Regions from separate parts of the Homo sapiens genome. Here all the other regions are linked to region 1. Evidence: read pairs that join two places in POLR2A ChIA-PET (ENCODE). Cell type or tissue: OCI-LY7. All regions are shown on one strand.

Region 1 (5,000 bases):
GTTGTGTCATCAGTCTTTTCCATACCTCCTGAGACTTGCTGAAGTAGTGCCTGAGAGGCAGAAATACCAGTGATTTAAGTAGCTACAGAGTTCCAGTTGCCTTTGCCATTTTTACTGGCTATCTTACATACCTCATACATTTTTAAAACATCAATCTTGACAACTTTCTGCCATGTCTTAGACCTGCTGTTTCTCATGGAGCAGGGGTTCTTGCCCAGGAGAGTTTCAGGAAAGTGTGATCCTGCTGAAATTTTGTGCAGAAATTTTTCTAAGGATCTGTAGCTTTCCTCTGATTCTCAAAGTTGTCTGAGACTCCCAAAGAGGTTAAAAACTACTGTTCCAAGGGAAAGGTACATTTGTACCTTCCTGCGGCACTTAGCACATTGTACTTCTAGAGTACGCAGTGCACATTTTGTTGAACTGGGATGAATTCTCTGGTATAAACTTCCTTCCTATAAATCCCTTCTCCCTGCTCTGGTCAGTCCCAAGGGAGTGTATTTAAATCTGGAAGTTGTTTCCATTCCATTGTCTCTGAGACAGAAGCATTGCAGCCTTGCCCAAAGTCTAGCCAGATCTCTCCTTTTTCTTTAACATATTTCTTTATTTCATGCTCCTCAGGATGATCTCTGCAAACACCCCAGGAAAACTGTGGACCTGGGACCTCCCTAAAGTGAGCTGGAGGTAGGGATGGGGAGCTTCAGTCTGTGTCAAAGCACCACAGAAAAGTCACACTATGATCTGCGTCTCATGGCCTTTCTAGTGCACAGTAGATTTTCCCCAGCATCCTTATGTCATATAGGGAAGAAAAGATGTAGAAATAGTGCCCCTAAAGGGGATAGGGGTGCAGAAATTCAGAGCTAACACCTTCCCCCCTGCAAACAATGTACACTTGGCTCTTCGTATCCATGGGTTCTGCATTCATGGATTCAACCAACTTCAGAGCAAAAAAAAAATTTTTTTTAAAGAATATTTGCATCCGTACTGAACATGTACTGACTTTTTCTTGTCATTATTCCCTAAACAATACAGTATAACAACTATTTACATATCATTCACATTGTATTAAGTATTATAAGTAAATTTGAGATGACTTAAAGTGTATGGGAGGACGTGCATAGGTTATTTGCAAATACTACACCATTTTATATCAGGGACTTGAGCGTATATGAATTTTGGTATCTTAGGCAAGGGGTTTTCCTGGAACCAATCCCTCATGGCCAAGAGACTGTATACAGGAATGACTATGGCAGAAAAACTCCTGGATGCTACAGACTCTTTCAGTGCACTGCCTCTGAACCAAGGTCATTCTTTTGGAGTCTTAGCCCTCATTTCTGATCATTAGCTTCTGTTGGAACCATTGACTGTTAACATCTACTGCTACAAACTCACTTAGACAAGAGGAGGCCATTTTCAGACTTCTCCAGTCTAGACAGATTACCCAACCCAAGTCAACTACTTTGAACTTCCCAGCAATGTCTTAGCATTTTCATCTTTGGTCAATATATCAGGTGGATATTCTTAGCTGAGCAGGGCTTAGAGCTTGCGTCCTGGTGAATGTTCACTGGTTGAATTTTGGGTTTTATAATGAAAGTGGCTAGCTCCTTGAGACAGAAATGCCTGTGGGCTGTTCCTGGAGAGTTGAATACAGATTAGAAATAACAGAAAGTTGTTGTGCTCACTTCAACCATACCTGAAATATTTGGACATCTCATCAATACTTTGGGCTTTAAAAACTCTGAATTTAAAGTTTCTGAACAATAAAACCAACCACCATGATGCCACATTTTCTTGAATTGTAATCTTTTGTTGTGTTTTTAACATGGTTTAGATCCCTCGGAACTTCCTGTTAGATATCTGTGCATATTTCTATGTTGCTTCTTAACTGATCAATTGTAAATTAAAATAGAGATGAAAAATAGTTCATAGCCCATTCTTTTCTAATTCTAGTAATCTTATTCCAGAAAGTCCAAAAGAAGGCCTGTTCTTCTAGAGCTGCTTGAGAGGTACAGTGGTTACCATTCATTAAATGCCTTCTGTATGCCGAGGATTGCACATATGTGGTCTTTTGCTTTTACAATATTCCTGTGAGGGTGATACTATTCCCATTTTACAGATGAGATAAATAAGACTCAGAGAGGTCAACTTACCTCCCCAAAGAAGCCTAACTAATTCTGGGAGGCAGGTTGGTAATTAAATGTAAATATTCCTCCAAAGTGCATGTTCTTAACCACCATACACATTTTGCCTGCCCAAACATTTGTTCACATCTTCATTGCTGTGACAATTGCCCACCTCCGGGATAAGAATCGATAAACTTTCCCAGCTTTCCCACAAAGCAGAGACCCATGAAAATTCCACAGGGATGTAAAAGGGAAAACAAGACACTGTTACCTGATTTCTTTTATATCTTCTCTGTGGTTTCTTGGAGTCCCATATTGGTCATTTAAGGGCACAAGGAAGCCTGATAATTTGCAAAGCTCCTCCAGAGAATGGTTTTTCCTTTGTTGGGCATTCAGTTAGGGTCTAGAGGGTTTGCTTACCTCTTCACCTAAGCATCATACTCCCTTTGTCCCCTTACACTGCCCCCCCCACCCCCAACCAGCCAGCTCCGTGAGCAGACAGAGTCACTGAGCAAGACTAAACCCTAAGAAGTTTCTGAAAGGTTATACCCTTGAAGCTACCCACAGTGTACACAGCACGTGCTGAAGTTTACACAGACTTCCCAGACCTCTGAATAGAGAGACTAATTGTGGGGAAGCTGCTTTTCAGCACACAGGATGGGCTGTTCCCTGTGGGTTTTACTATCAAAAGGCTTTTAAAAGTGCAGTGTAGCCATTGTTGAATATTTCACAATGAATTAAATACCATTTCTCTCCTCGCAGCTGTTCCGTGTGAGTGAGTGTAGAGTGCATTTTTTTTTTCCTTTTCCTGGCAGAAGACGTCTGCTGTATAAACCTAAGCACTGGGGTAATGAGATTATTTGTGTGCGAATTCTTTAGGAAAAGCATTTCTTTATTTTAAACTCAATGTGATGCAGAGCTGCTGCTCTGGAGACGGGGAGAGGGAGAGCCTTGGAAAAGAATGGAATTGCAATGTCTTTGAGCAGAACTGGGAGAAGGCAGGGGTGAGGGGCTCAGGGATTAGGCTTGTAGCTTCAGTACATTTATCCACATTTCCCTACATTTCCCTAGGGCTGCCTGCATCTCTCAGCCCTACTAACTGGGCTACAGAAGAGGGAAATTCCATATATATATATATATATATATATATATTAGTAAACAATTAATCACTTTTTCATCTGCCCTTTCAAAATTCCTTTCTGATCTCACAGGTTTTTAAAGCAGTTGAAGAAACAGTTTGCTCTATGCCTATTTTTATCTCAAAGAGCTTTTAATATAATTTAAATTATAAAGTATACAAGGAACTGACTTTCTTATGACATTTAGGGCAGTTTCCATAATTTGGACATACTCAGCTTTAATAGTACCATACCATTAATTGCTAGAACATGTATCCACACATCTCTTGCTTGACTTTTCCTCTTCAGAGTTTTCATTTATCTTTCATAGACATTGAGCTTCAGGTGAGCAGTGAGTTGGAATTAAGTATAAAATTAATTAAGATTAAATACAAGTGTAGACTTAACTCTTCCTAAAATGTCATCAGGGAGTCAACAGCTGTTTTTTAGATCCACTGAAGACTAAGAACACAATGAGATTAAATGGAAAAACAGGGATTTAGATTAGTGAGGGGAAAATATGACTCTGAAATCCATTATTAGAGTTTATAAATTACCTCTCCTCTCAAATATCTTTCAGGATATTTCAGAAGGAGTATGAGTAATTTTTTTATTATTATCCTTCTGGTTCGATCACGTAAGATAAAATTTTCACAACCTTTTAAGGGAACTTAAGGAACTTAAGGGAATGCTTTAGGAAATTATTGAGTGGGAAAGAGCAGGCCAGATGTGAAAGGAGAGACGTTGAGTGTGAGAGTAATCTTTTAATTCTGCTGCAGTGAGAGAGACAAAAAGGAGGCATGAGCTGGGCATGCTGATATGAAAACTCAACCAGTAGATTTTTGGGGCTAAGGAGGGAAGGTCTGAAATGTACTTCTGCACCTCCCCCATAGTTACTGGTCACTTACTTTTCTCATTTTCCAAACTTCCCAATGTCTATGTCAGAATGGGCAGGTAGAGAGTGATCATTTTTCCCTGTGTTTAACAGAAGGGAAAGTTCTGCTGCAAAGATGGGGGAGAGAATCTATGCTGTTCTGGTAGCTTTGAAATGCATAATCTTTTCGCTCTTCCTGGCTATGAACTAGTACTTTTCTATGTGCATATATATCACATTCAGTTTATTTTGAAAAATAAATTATTATAAAAAAATACCTCTTTAAATAATTTTTTTTTTTTTTTTTGAGACAGAGTTTCGCTCTTGTTGCCAGGACTGGAGTGCAATGGCACGATCTGGGCTCACTGCAACTTCCGCCTCCAGGGTTCAAGCAATTCTCCTGTCTCAGCCTCCCGAGTAGCTGGGATTACCCGAGTAGCTGGGATTACAGTCGCTTGCCACCATGCCCGGCTAATTTTTGTATTTTTTTAGTAGAGACGGGTTTTCACCATGTTAGCCAGGCTGGTCCTGAACTCCTGACCTCAGGTAATCCACCCATCTCGGCCTCCCAAAGTGCTGGGATTACAGGTGTGAGCCACCACGCTGGGCCTAAAGAAAATTTATAAATCAAAGAATAATAGGGAGGAAAGGCATTTTGGTGTCATCACTTAAGGGTTAATACATGGAGGGTGTGTTCCATGGGTATTTTTTGTGACAAGTGTTCACCTGAGTCACACACAGATACCTCAGACTTAAAACTGAGCTCACTGCTTTCTCTTGACTCTGTAACCTGTAACTCTGTAGCTAGTGGAGGGGTTGTTGCTGTCTTTATCTTCTCTCTTGTTTTGATGAAGGTCACTATCAGCTACCAATCACCAGGCTAAGGAA
Region 2 (5,000 bases), 96 kb after region 1:
GCTCTTGCACAAAGTACCATTGTATGGGGCTGGTCTGTGGGAGACAAATGAAAGGGATTTCAAAATCAACAGCAAGTTATTTTTATCCGTGAAAAGGCTGAAATGCCTTTCTTTTCCATCTTGGAAAACAAACCTTAAGGGATCATTGTGCCGCAGAGTGTTTTCATTTACTCTGGTATTTGAGCATTTAGGAGAGAGGCTTCTGAAAGACCTGGACTCAGAAATAAAGAAATCCAGAAAACTGGGCTGCCGCCGCCGACGCACCCCTCCCCTAGGCAGGAGTCCACCGGGGATGGCCCAGAACGCCGCGCTCATGTGGCCCCATGCTTTCGTGCCTTTCTCTTGCCCTCCAGAGTGGGCACCTCCTTCCATCCACCCCACCCACCGGCTCTCCTGTTCACTGGCCCGCTTTTCTCATCCAAACTCTTAGCCTTCTGCATCTGAGTGGGGTCCAATTCAGGAATATGTGACCCCTTCCTGTAAGGCAGGAGTCTCCAAGGCGGGGACTGCCCGCTCCAGGAATTGCGCAGAATAGAACACGAGATAAGGGAAGAAACCATTAGAGCTTCTATTCATAGGTACTTTCAATCTAAAAATGGGAACTACTTTTCTATGTACTAATATTGAATGTATATATGGACCCCGGTACCCTCAGACTCCCACGAGTCATTTGCATCCGTGCGAAGCACTGTGAGGAAAGTGAAATTCTGCAAGGTGGGTGGGGGAGGTCCTACTGGTGCCCTGATTTCTCTTTTAGCATATTATGGTGTTTTATATATATATATATATATATACTTCAAGTTCTGTGATACATGTGCAGAACGTGCAGGTTTGTTACATAGGTATACAGGTGCCATGGTGGTTTGCTGCACCCATCAGCCCATCATCTACATTAGATGTTTCTCCTAATGCTAGCCCTCCCCTAGCCCACCACCCCCTGGTAGGCCCCGGTGTGTAACGTTCCCCTCCTGTGTCCATGTGTTCTCATTGTTCAACTCCCACCTATGAGTGAGAACATGTGGTGTTTGGTTTTCTGTTCTTGTGTTAGTTTGCTGAGAATGATGGTTTCCAGCTTCATCCATGTCCCTGCAAAGGACATGAACTCATCCCTTTATATGGGTGCATAGTATTCCATGGTCTTGCATAAACACAGTGAGTCGATTTACAAACCATATTATCCCATTTTAACCGAATCACTTTTAAAAAATGGAAAAGTGTCTTAAAAATTCTTCTGTAAGGAAACTGGAGATTGTTGACAGCAGGAGCAACTCATGCCCAAGAAGGTAAGAAGAATGCCATATCATTTCTTCTACTCCTGGAACAAATTATTTGCCAGCCATGTATTGAAGCTAAAACAAAAGCAATTTAATTAGATTTCACAAGATCTGGCCAAAAAGTTTTCCAAGTCATGAAGACTACATTAAACATGGATATATATTTATTGTCATTAATGATGATTAGTGCTCTGGGGTATTATATTACCAGGCAATGCTAACAGATATTAGCTAGTGCGTGGAGTTTATAAATAAATAAATATGTCTGTATTGAAGGTGGTTCTTAAAAATGTTTACTGATGGGAGTATAGGGTCAGAAAAGTTTTGAAATGACTGCTGTAAAGGAATATTTGCTGAGGGCCAGCAAGATTTCTGCTGGTGGTGGGAAAAGCCCAACATTTGCAACAGATAAAAATCAGTGTTTAAATTCTGACTCTACCACTCAAGTTTACACACTCAGTTTACTATGTGACTTTGGGAATACATGTAACTTTTCTGAGCCTCAGTTTCCTCAAAATAACAATAGTGACACTTACCCCACAGATCTATTGTGAGGATCAGTGAAATACTTTCTATTGAGGGTCCAGGGTAGAACTTGACATATAGTAAGCAATGCTCAAGAAGTGTTTGACTTCTCCACTCTCCCCTTGCTTCTGCTGGGAAGCTAGGGAAGAGCTGTGGGCTCAAGATGGAGCCCATTCTTGGCAAAAGCCTGCTGGTGGGCCCAGGGAGCTTCCCTCATGACTGAGAAGGTCAGCCTGGATTTTCTAACACATCACTAATGGCCTGTTCTTGGCTCTAAGAGGAGAGGACTGTGTGTGTATGTATTTAAAACCACTTTGGGTAGGCCTTCCTGGTGGCTTCCTAACCAGTATGAAACAAACGGTTATATGTTGGTTTCAGTCCAGTTCCCAGCAGACAATCTTTTTTCAAAAAAACGTATGTGTCAGAAGGTATCACACAACAGGGCCACAACTGGCAGGAAGTAGCCCCCCATTATGCAACTGAGCCAAAGTTCTCAGAAGTGAATGAGCCATGGAAAATTAGAACCCCCCACTGAGCCTGGAGCTTGGTCTCTGCCAGAACATTTGGACAGCCAAGCTATGCTATAAAGAAGGAAAAAAGCAATGTGTATGTATCAGAGGGATGGGGTTCAGTTCTTCTAGTTCCTTTCCCAGGCTCCCATTTTGCACACAAGGATACAAGAAGGATGCTGAAGACATCCTAGTGTGAGAGCCTCAATCTTCCTCTCTACCAACTCTGATCCATATTGCTGCTCAAACTGGGATTCATATTCTCTGGACAAAGCCACATGCAGGCTCTGAGAGAGCACTGACCAGCTTGTATATATGGAGGTCATTACGTGTCAGACTCCCCATTCTCAGCAGTGCTTCAGGCTCCAGCCTTAATCCTAGATCCACTACCCCCTTGCAGTTGGTCCTGGGAGAGATTTTTGGGAGTCAGAGACTCCATTCCAAGCTGAAAGAACTTGATCAATGAATGTTTCCTTCACAGTTGTAAACTGGGAGATGAAGGAAAACAAATGAAGCTGTTAAAGGCCAGGGCTCAGAGTACATTTTCGGAATGGAAAGAGACTATATATAAAGAAATAGCAAAGGAGGAGTGAGCTGGTCTGACTGCAGGGTCTTACCTGAACACAATTCACAGGGAAAACTGCTGTGGCCCATTGCTCCCTGAGCAACCTCATGGGTGTGCTCTCCCACAGCCCATTCCAAACAGGTGACCAACCTGTGAGTCAGGCTTGCCTGGGCTGGAGGCAGCTGATACAGGGAATTCACCATTTCCATTCCCGTAACCTGAAAGCGTTGAACTTTGGTCTCTGAGGTTTCACTCCGACAGGGGACAAAACAACCCTTGTTTTTATAACTTGCCTACAGGTTATAAGGAAGGAACACTTTTCTTCCCTCTCCCACCGGCTGCCATACTTGGTCTTAGGTTTGTTTTTTTTTTTTTTTTTTTTCCTCTGAGCCACCCACCTCTTTCCTTGTCTCAGGTCAGACTTTCTTGGGTTTCAGATTAACTGTGCTTGATTTGTGACTCTGACATTTGGATAATTCACTTTCCCATTTTAATAGTTAACTCCCAGAGTCCAATGTGCCAATTCCTATGCTCGTAGACAGTAATGTATTTCTGGGATTCTTCTATCCTACCAAGCATTCTTTACTCTCTGAATTTCAGAAATCCGTCTTGAGGGCTTAATTCTCTTAGAATCAAAATACCGACTTCAGAAGCAGGCAGACCTAAGATCAAGTTGAGGGTCCTTGGACACATAACCATAAGTCTGAATCACTGTTTTCTCTTTTGCAAATGGGATAATACCTACTTGATAGAGTTGTTATATTGTTTAAATAGAATCATGTAATAAAGTGACTTTTAAAGGACCTGATACATGGCAAATGCCCAATAAATATTTGTTTCCTCTCCTTTATCCATTCTACAAGGTAGAGAGTCCCCCTTAAATTGTTTCATTAAATATTAGTTTTATGTATTTTTAAAAGGTTATATATATTGAAAATTTAGATAACATGAAAATATTCAGAAGCCAATTAGAAAACTACCTGATATTCTTCACTATTGAAATTTTAGTATAAATCTTTTCAGCATTTAATTATGTACACATATATTTGATACCAAACATGATTTTTATAGAGGTAAAATTGATATACAGTGATATGCACAGATTTTGAGCAGTTTGATGAATTTTAATAGGTACATTTGTGTAAGCAATACCCCAGAAAATTCCAATATCCACACCCTACCGTCAATCACTATTCTGATTTCTATTGGCATAGTTTTGCCTGTTCTTGAACTTTATAATTTATGGGCATTGGGTATAGTACTGAAAGGTTTTGCCTCAATAGTAAAGCAAAATTAGCCCGAGAGTAAATGCTGTTCTGTTCCTGCCAAATAAAGCTTAAAGGCAAGACTCGAAAGGGTCAAACTATTTCCAAGTAACTTAACTCAAGAGTATTTTTAGGAATACAAAAATATCCACCCAGTCCACAATGTCTGGCATCCAATAAAGAATTACCAGGCATACTAAGAAGCAGGAAAATATGACCCATAATGAAGAAAAAAATCAGCCAGTTGAAAATTTCCAAGAAATGACACAGACGATAGAATTAGTACCCAAGGACATTAAAAGAGAGTAACAATTTCACATGTTGAAGAAGCTAGAGAAAAGACCAAACATGCCAAATGCGATACAAAAGACCTAAGTCAAAATTCTGCAGTTGAGAGCTATATAACATATGACATGAAAGATACATTGGGTGGGATTAATGGCAGATTCAACACTGTGAAGTCCCAGCATAGAAACGACCCATAATAAAGCACATATAAAATAAAGGGTGCAAAGAAAAATGAGCAGAGTGCCAGTGAGCTGTGGGACAGCTTTAAGTCTCTGAATAAACATCCAGTTGGAGTCCCCAGAGAGGCAGGGTGTGTGATAGAAAAAAAAAAAAATGGAAGCATTATTAATGGCTGAAACTATTCAGAATTTGATTGAAACTATAAACTCACTGATCTAAGAAGCCCCACAAACCCCAAGCACAAGAAACATGAAAAAAAATATGCTAAGTACATCAAGTTGCTTAAAGCCAGTGATAAAAAAGAACTCTTAAAAGAACTCTTAAATGTCTTGAAAGATAAGATATTTTACATACAGAAGATCAAAAGAAAAAATAACAGATTCCTTGTCAAAAA
Region 3 (5,000 bases), 52 kb after region 1:
AAGAAAGGAAAAGTCCCATTTTTTTTTTCTCAGCTCTGAAAAATGTTAGTTTTCCTGGATATCTGATCCATTTCTGTTTGCAGTGGAATAGAGAGAAAGACCCTGAACTTTAAGAGTTAGAAGACTGGCTTCTAGCCCCAGCTGGTCCCTCTTGGCCTTGTGACTTTAGGTCAAGCTCTTGATCTCCCAGGGCCTTGATTTCCTCATCTGTGAAATGGGGACCTTGTGATACCTTTCCAGGCCCCTCCAGTTTTATGTTTAGAGGATATTTTGGAATAGTGTATGTGAAGAGTCTTGGCAAACTGTAAAGCATTTCTCAGGTATAAGGCATATTACTCACTCTTAGTATTTCTTTCATGCTGCTATTGAGTGTGACCATACCCAACACACATGACTGGTATCATAATCTGATGGGGTTGGGCCCAGTTCAATGGTCATGCAAAACTGGGACATGCACCTTGGATTTCTTGTCCTTGGCTGTATCCCTCATCTCCTAACCCTAGGATCCCAGACGCTCCAGTCTTCACATGATCATTGATTGAGAATAGTGAGAGCATAAACTCGTGAGGTCAGTAAGGCCAGATGTCTTGAACTTCTTGCCAAACAAAAGCCACCTAGTGTTTAGATTCTGTGTACCATTGTTGGTAAGAGCCATTCGGTTTCAAAGAACTGAAAAGAGTGGTATGAAAAGACACATGAAACACCCTGGAAGGTTCTTGGAAACTGAACAGCCCTTAACTTTGAGTTACATGTAAGTGAATGGAAACCCTTGTTTTACATTTCACTTGAAACATCTATGAGGTGGTTCAGGGTTAGGCCACAATGAAAAATGAGCAGATGTTTCCCTGCATTCAAAATGCCACTAGCTTATTCTTCTGTAGATTCAGAGAAAGCTACCTGCTCACTTCTGTCTAAATACTGTGCAATCTCCTGCAATGGTTATTTAATCACCAGCTTCTGCACAACTGTCCTTTCAGAGGTCTAGGGGAATTCCTATAAATATTAACTGAAATTTGGGGTCCCAAGGAATAATCAGTGGGCAGGAAATCTAATATAATTGCAATATATTTATGTCCTCATTTTCCAGTGCGTTGTGTTTAGAATCTCCACTGTGTTGGCGTAGTGTTTCTCCAGGCCGGATTCTCAGCATTTTGAAACAAATACGTTATTTGAATTTAAGATATTGTAATTATTAGCACAAAGGAGATTTCAGTATTTTTCCATAAAATATAATTAGTTAATGTCTATGGAGGTAGTGATTAACTTTCAGACACTGATTCTAAAATTAGAAATATTTTGTACCTAATGTAAAAATATTATAATAGGTGATGAAGTAAAGTATTTTAAGAGTAAAGCGATATCTGCTTAGGCTAAGTCATGTCAGATTTTTCACCCGTGTAATGATTTTGTCATTGTTTTTGATGAGTATATTGAACAGAACTGCTACAATCTGCAAACAACATGAAGAGAATTTTTGAATTAGTATTTTATATGGTGAGTTTATTTTCTATTTAATATACATTTTTGAGCATGATTAGTCATCACTTAAGAGCAATGCTCACACAACCGAAAAAGACAATCTTTGCCAACTGTTCACTTAGTTATAGAAGGGAGTTTGACTTTTTTTTTCTTTTTAAACTACAATTCCACACTTTATAGGATAAAGTTCTGACTTTTACATCTGAATCCTTTGGCTCCAAAGACAATGCTGTGCCTTCTCTGGAGCTGATCAAGTCCAAATGCAAGTGTCCTAAGTGGACAGGGATGGTTTCCCCCAGCTGGGATGTGAACCCTTTTTTTAAAGAGATCTAGCACTTGAGTCTCACAGCCAGAGGGGCAGAGCCAGGCACCTCTGATGGGGCCCCAACAGCACGTGGACTGGGCTTGTGGAGATGGCATTGAGGTGGAAAGGCAAAAGTAATTCTAGCTGCTTTCCTGGGAGAGAACAAGTGAGAACCCAGAAGTGCCTGCCCCCTGACAGGAAGCAGAAACCTACGTGGAGAATTGTCAGCTCAGCAGTCCTGTCCAGACCACACTGCCAGGGCTTGTGTAGTTATGGGAGGCAGACTCAAGGAACTTCTTTTTCAGGCTTTCTGCTGTCGTCCTTGGCTGTCACCTCACACTGGCATCCCACTGTCCCAGCTTTCATGTTGAGAAGATTCTGGGGGCCTCCTAGTCAGTCTCATTCTTCAGTTCCCGCTACAGCAGAACCACTGCTTGTCCATTTGGCCTGGCCTGTGTTTTCCACATGTGTTGTCCTGGCCAATTTCCGCCATCAGTAAGGTCCTTTTCATCAAGTCATAAATCTAATGGAGGGAACAAACACACACAACAAAACCCACACAGTTCAAGTTAATGAATTTGTGTTGGATGGGGGTGAAGGGAGGAAAGTTGCTTCAAATTTGGAAAAATTTAATTCACTCAACATTTGTTGATTGACTTGTGTGTTTAGCCATGTGCTGGGAGCTGGGGCTGCTACAGTTGTTTCTTCTCTCAGAAGCAATACTCTCTGGTTAACTAGAGAGCCCTTTTCTCTAAAGTAAAACTGATTTCTACTCTAAGGGAAGACATTTCTGGACCTGCCGCTTAGCTGTTCTTGGAGGTGTAGAGTGGGGATGGATGGGGAGCAGCCATGTGTTTCTTAGTGACTCATTTGATGATTACTCCATTGTTTGAAGGGCTGGATGTTATGTAATCAACATTCTATCCCCTCCCCCAATTACTTCCCCCTAACAATCTGGGATTTTCCATCATTTTGTTAACCTTCCTGGAGACATGTTGATTTTTTCCACTAGATTTTTTTGGGCATGTCCCAGGGCAACCCAAACTTACCACTCCCTGGAACTTCAGATTCCTCGTCATTGGCAAGGCCTGGAAGAGCAGCTAGGGAGCCCTTCTGTTCTTCCAGGGCACAGCCTGGACTCTAGCAGTTTCCTGACAGCATCACTAAAAGCAAACAAGAGAGAAAGTGCCACCTGTCCTTCTTTTATGCAGTGTAATCTCCACTTAGTTCGACATTCAGAGGCAATATATTTGCTCCTTTCTTCAGAGGTTTATCCTATGCTTAATTTCATTCAGCCCATAACACATTGTTTGTGTCCGGGGAATATTTTTTAACGAAGCAAAGTTTAGAAATGGCCAGTTGAAGAATTTCTGTAGTAGCCTTGCCTGGAACTTAGTCATTTTATAAGTCAGTTTCATGGGATACACTGAAGATTCAGGTTTCTAGAAATCACTTTGGTAAAGTGTATCACTGTCAAAAGGTAACAGGAAAGCTAGTAGGGATTCTCAGCTCATTTCTTTGCTTATTCACTTTTTGTGGGAAACTGTGCCTGAGGTTAATTCAGAAGATGTTTACGTTCAGCTGTATTTATGTACCAACATCGTGAACATGGTCTGCAAATACAGGAGGATCTGGATGGACATAGCAGAGATTAAGGTGCATGTGGGTGTGGCAAATGATGATACATTTGCAAATCTGCAGGCTGTAATGCCTCACTCTTCTTCACTACTGACACTAACCAAGCTTTATAGATTTTTCGTCCTGTATGCACTTCAAGTTGACTTGAAGTCATGTTCACTTATGTTATCTGCCTTGCCACTTTTGTAGTCAAAGCCACCATCCTCTCTCACCAGGACTGATGCAATAACTTTCTAAAATGTCTTGCTCATCCATTCATACTCACCCCTAAATCACTCTTTACAGAACGGATAAGGTGATCTTAAAACAAAATGATCTTTTTGTAGTTGATGCTGATGTCCCTGCTCTGAGGACTACACTTTGAGAACCACTGATCTGGAGTATTCTTTTCTTCCTAAATTCTCATGCATCCTTCACAATTCAGGTCAAACATCTCTCATCTTCTAAGGGAGGCCTTTCCTGTTTCCTTCAGACTTCCAGGAATTCCTGTTGCACATTAACGTTGCATCATGTACTTCTCCTTTGAAGCCCTTATTGACATTGCATTTGAACATTTAACTGTGTAGATAGATTTTTAGTGGCTGAATCTACTGCAAGAATCAGATAGCTAGCTCCTGTGGAGACTATTTCTGTGTTGCTCACTGTTGTTTCTTTAATTCCTTGCACAAAGCAAGTGCTAGATAATCATTTGTTGAATGAATGAATATTGTTATTTCATTTTCATAGGTAACTGAAAGTATGTAGTAACATTAATATTCTCGGTAAATGTGAAAGATAAGCAGGGACTGTGTATAAACTAGTAGAGGTGTTCAGGAAGAGTAAACATATTTGTTTGTCAGGGATGCAGGACATTTTAGACCTAGCACAATGTGGAAAGCCCCTTAAATGTTGCCTGCTCATGCTGGCACAGTGGCTCATGCCTATGATCCCAGCACTTTGGGAGGCCGAGGCAGGTGGATCACTTGAGGTCAGGAGCTCGAGACCAGCCTGGCCAACATGGTGAAACCCTGTCTCTCCTAAAAATAAAAAAAACTAGCTGGGCATGGTGGCACATGCCTATAATCCTAGCTACTCAGGAGGCTGAGGCAGGAGAATCGCTTGAACCCAGGAGGCAGAGGTTGTAGTGAGCTGAGATCACGCCACTGCACTCCAGCCTGGGTGACAGAGCAAGACTCCGTCTCAAAAAAAAAAAAAAAAAAAAAATTGCCTGCTCTGGTGCTCTGGTGAGGATGCTAGCACAGTTGTTTCTCAGCTTGCCTTCTTACAGCCCATTTGTAATGTTTTATGATTGGTTCATTACCTATGTAATTTTTGTTATTCATATGCAATTTTTTCATGCAGATATGGAATGTGCAGATGTCCCACTATTAACTCCAAGCAGCAAAGAAATGATGTCTCAAGCATTAAAAGCTACTTTCAGTGGTTTCACTAAAGAACAGCAACGACTGGGGATCCCAAAAGGTATGGTTTTGTAGTTGGAAAAAGAGTGGTTGGGGTCAGACCCTTTGGGAAGACACATTTTCTCACCTGGAGTGTGTGAGGCAGACGTTACACTAACCACATTGGAGTCAGCAGCTAT

What was found. ChIA-PET counts read pairs that join two places held together with the same protein. Peaks named below come from ENCODE experiments on the same cell type or tissue, not always from the same donor. Only the 100,000 strongest peaks of a DNase experiment are listed, where the experiment ranks them.
Region 2: POLR2A ChIA-PET joins it to region 1 with 5 read pairs; 2 of 35 experiments call an interaction of 5 or more read pairs at or near these places.
Region 3: POLR2A ChIA-PET joins it to region 1 with 6 read pairs; 9 of 35 experiments call an interaction of 5 or more read pairs at or near these places.

The regions. Positions count from the first base shown.
Region 1 is chr11:128,542,613-128,547,612 of GRCh38, reverse strand. All of the region lies in intron 3 of ETS1 (ETS proto-oncogene 1, transcription factor), which reads left to right. Among named protein-coding and RNA genes, the nearest start is that of ETS1-AS1, 19 kb to the right of the region's middle. In OCI-LY7, a CTCF peak has its summit at 846; a DNase peak (open chromatin) is centred at 2,740; H3K4me3 peaks cover 435 bases.
Region 2 is chr11:128,446,754-128,451,753 of GRCh38, reverse strand. It overlaps LOC124902789 (a long non-coding RNA gene), which reads right to left. Exons shown (of 2, transcript XR_007062948.1): 2 at 1-34. Among named protein-coding and RNA genes, the nearest start is that of MIR6090, 73 kb to the left of the region's middle. RefSeq lists an enhancer at 2,289-3,488. In OCI-LY7, no CTCF peak of the experiment used is centred here; no DNase peak of the experiment used is centred here.
Region 3 is chr11:128,490,339-128,495,338 of GRCh38, reverse strand. ETS1 (ETS proto-oncogene 1, transcription factor) reads left to right here. Exons shown (of 10, transcript NM_001143820.2): 4 at 4,763-4,882. Among named protein-coding and RNA genes, the nearest start is that of MIR6090, 30 kb to the left of the region's middle. RefSeq lists an enhancer at 1,698-2,897. In OCI-LY7, no CTCF peak of the experiment used is centred here; no DNase peak of the experiment used is centred here; H3K27ac peaks cover 3,203 bases.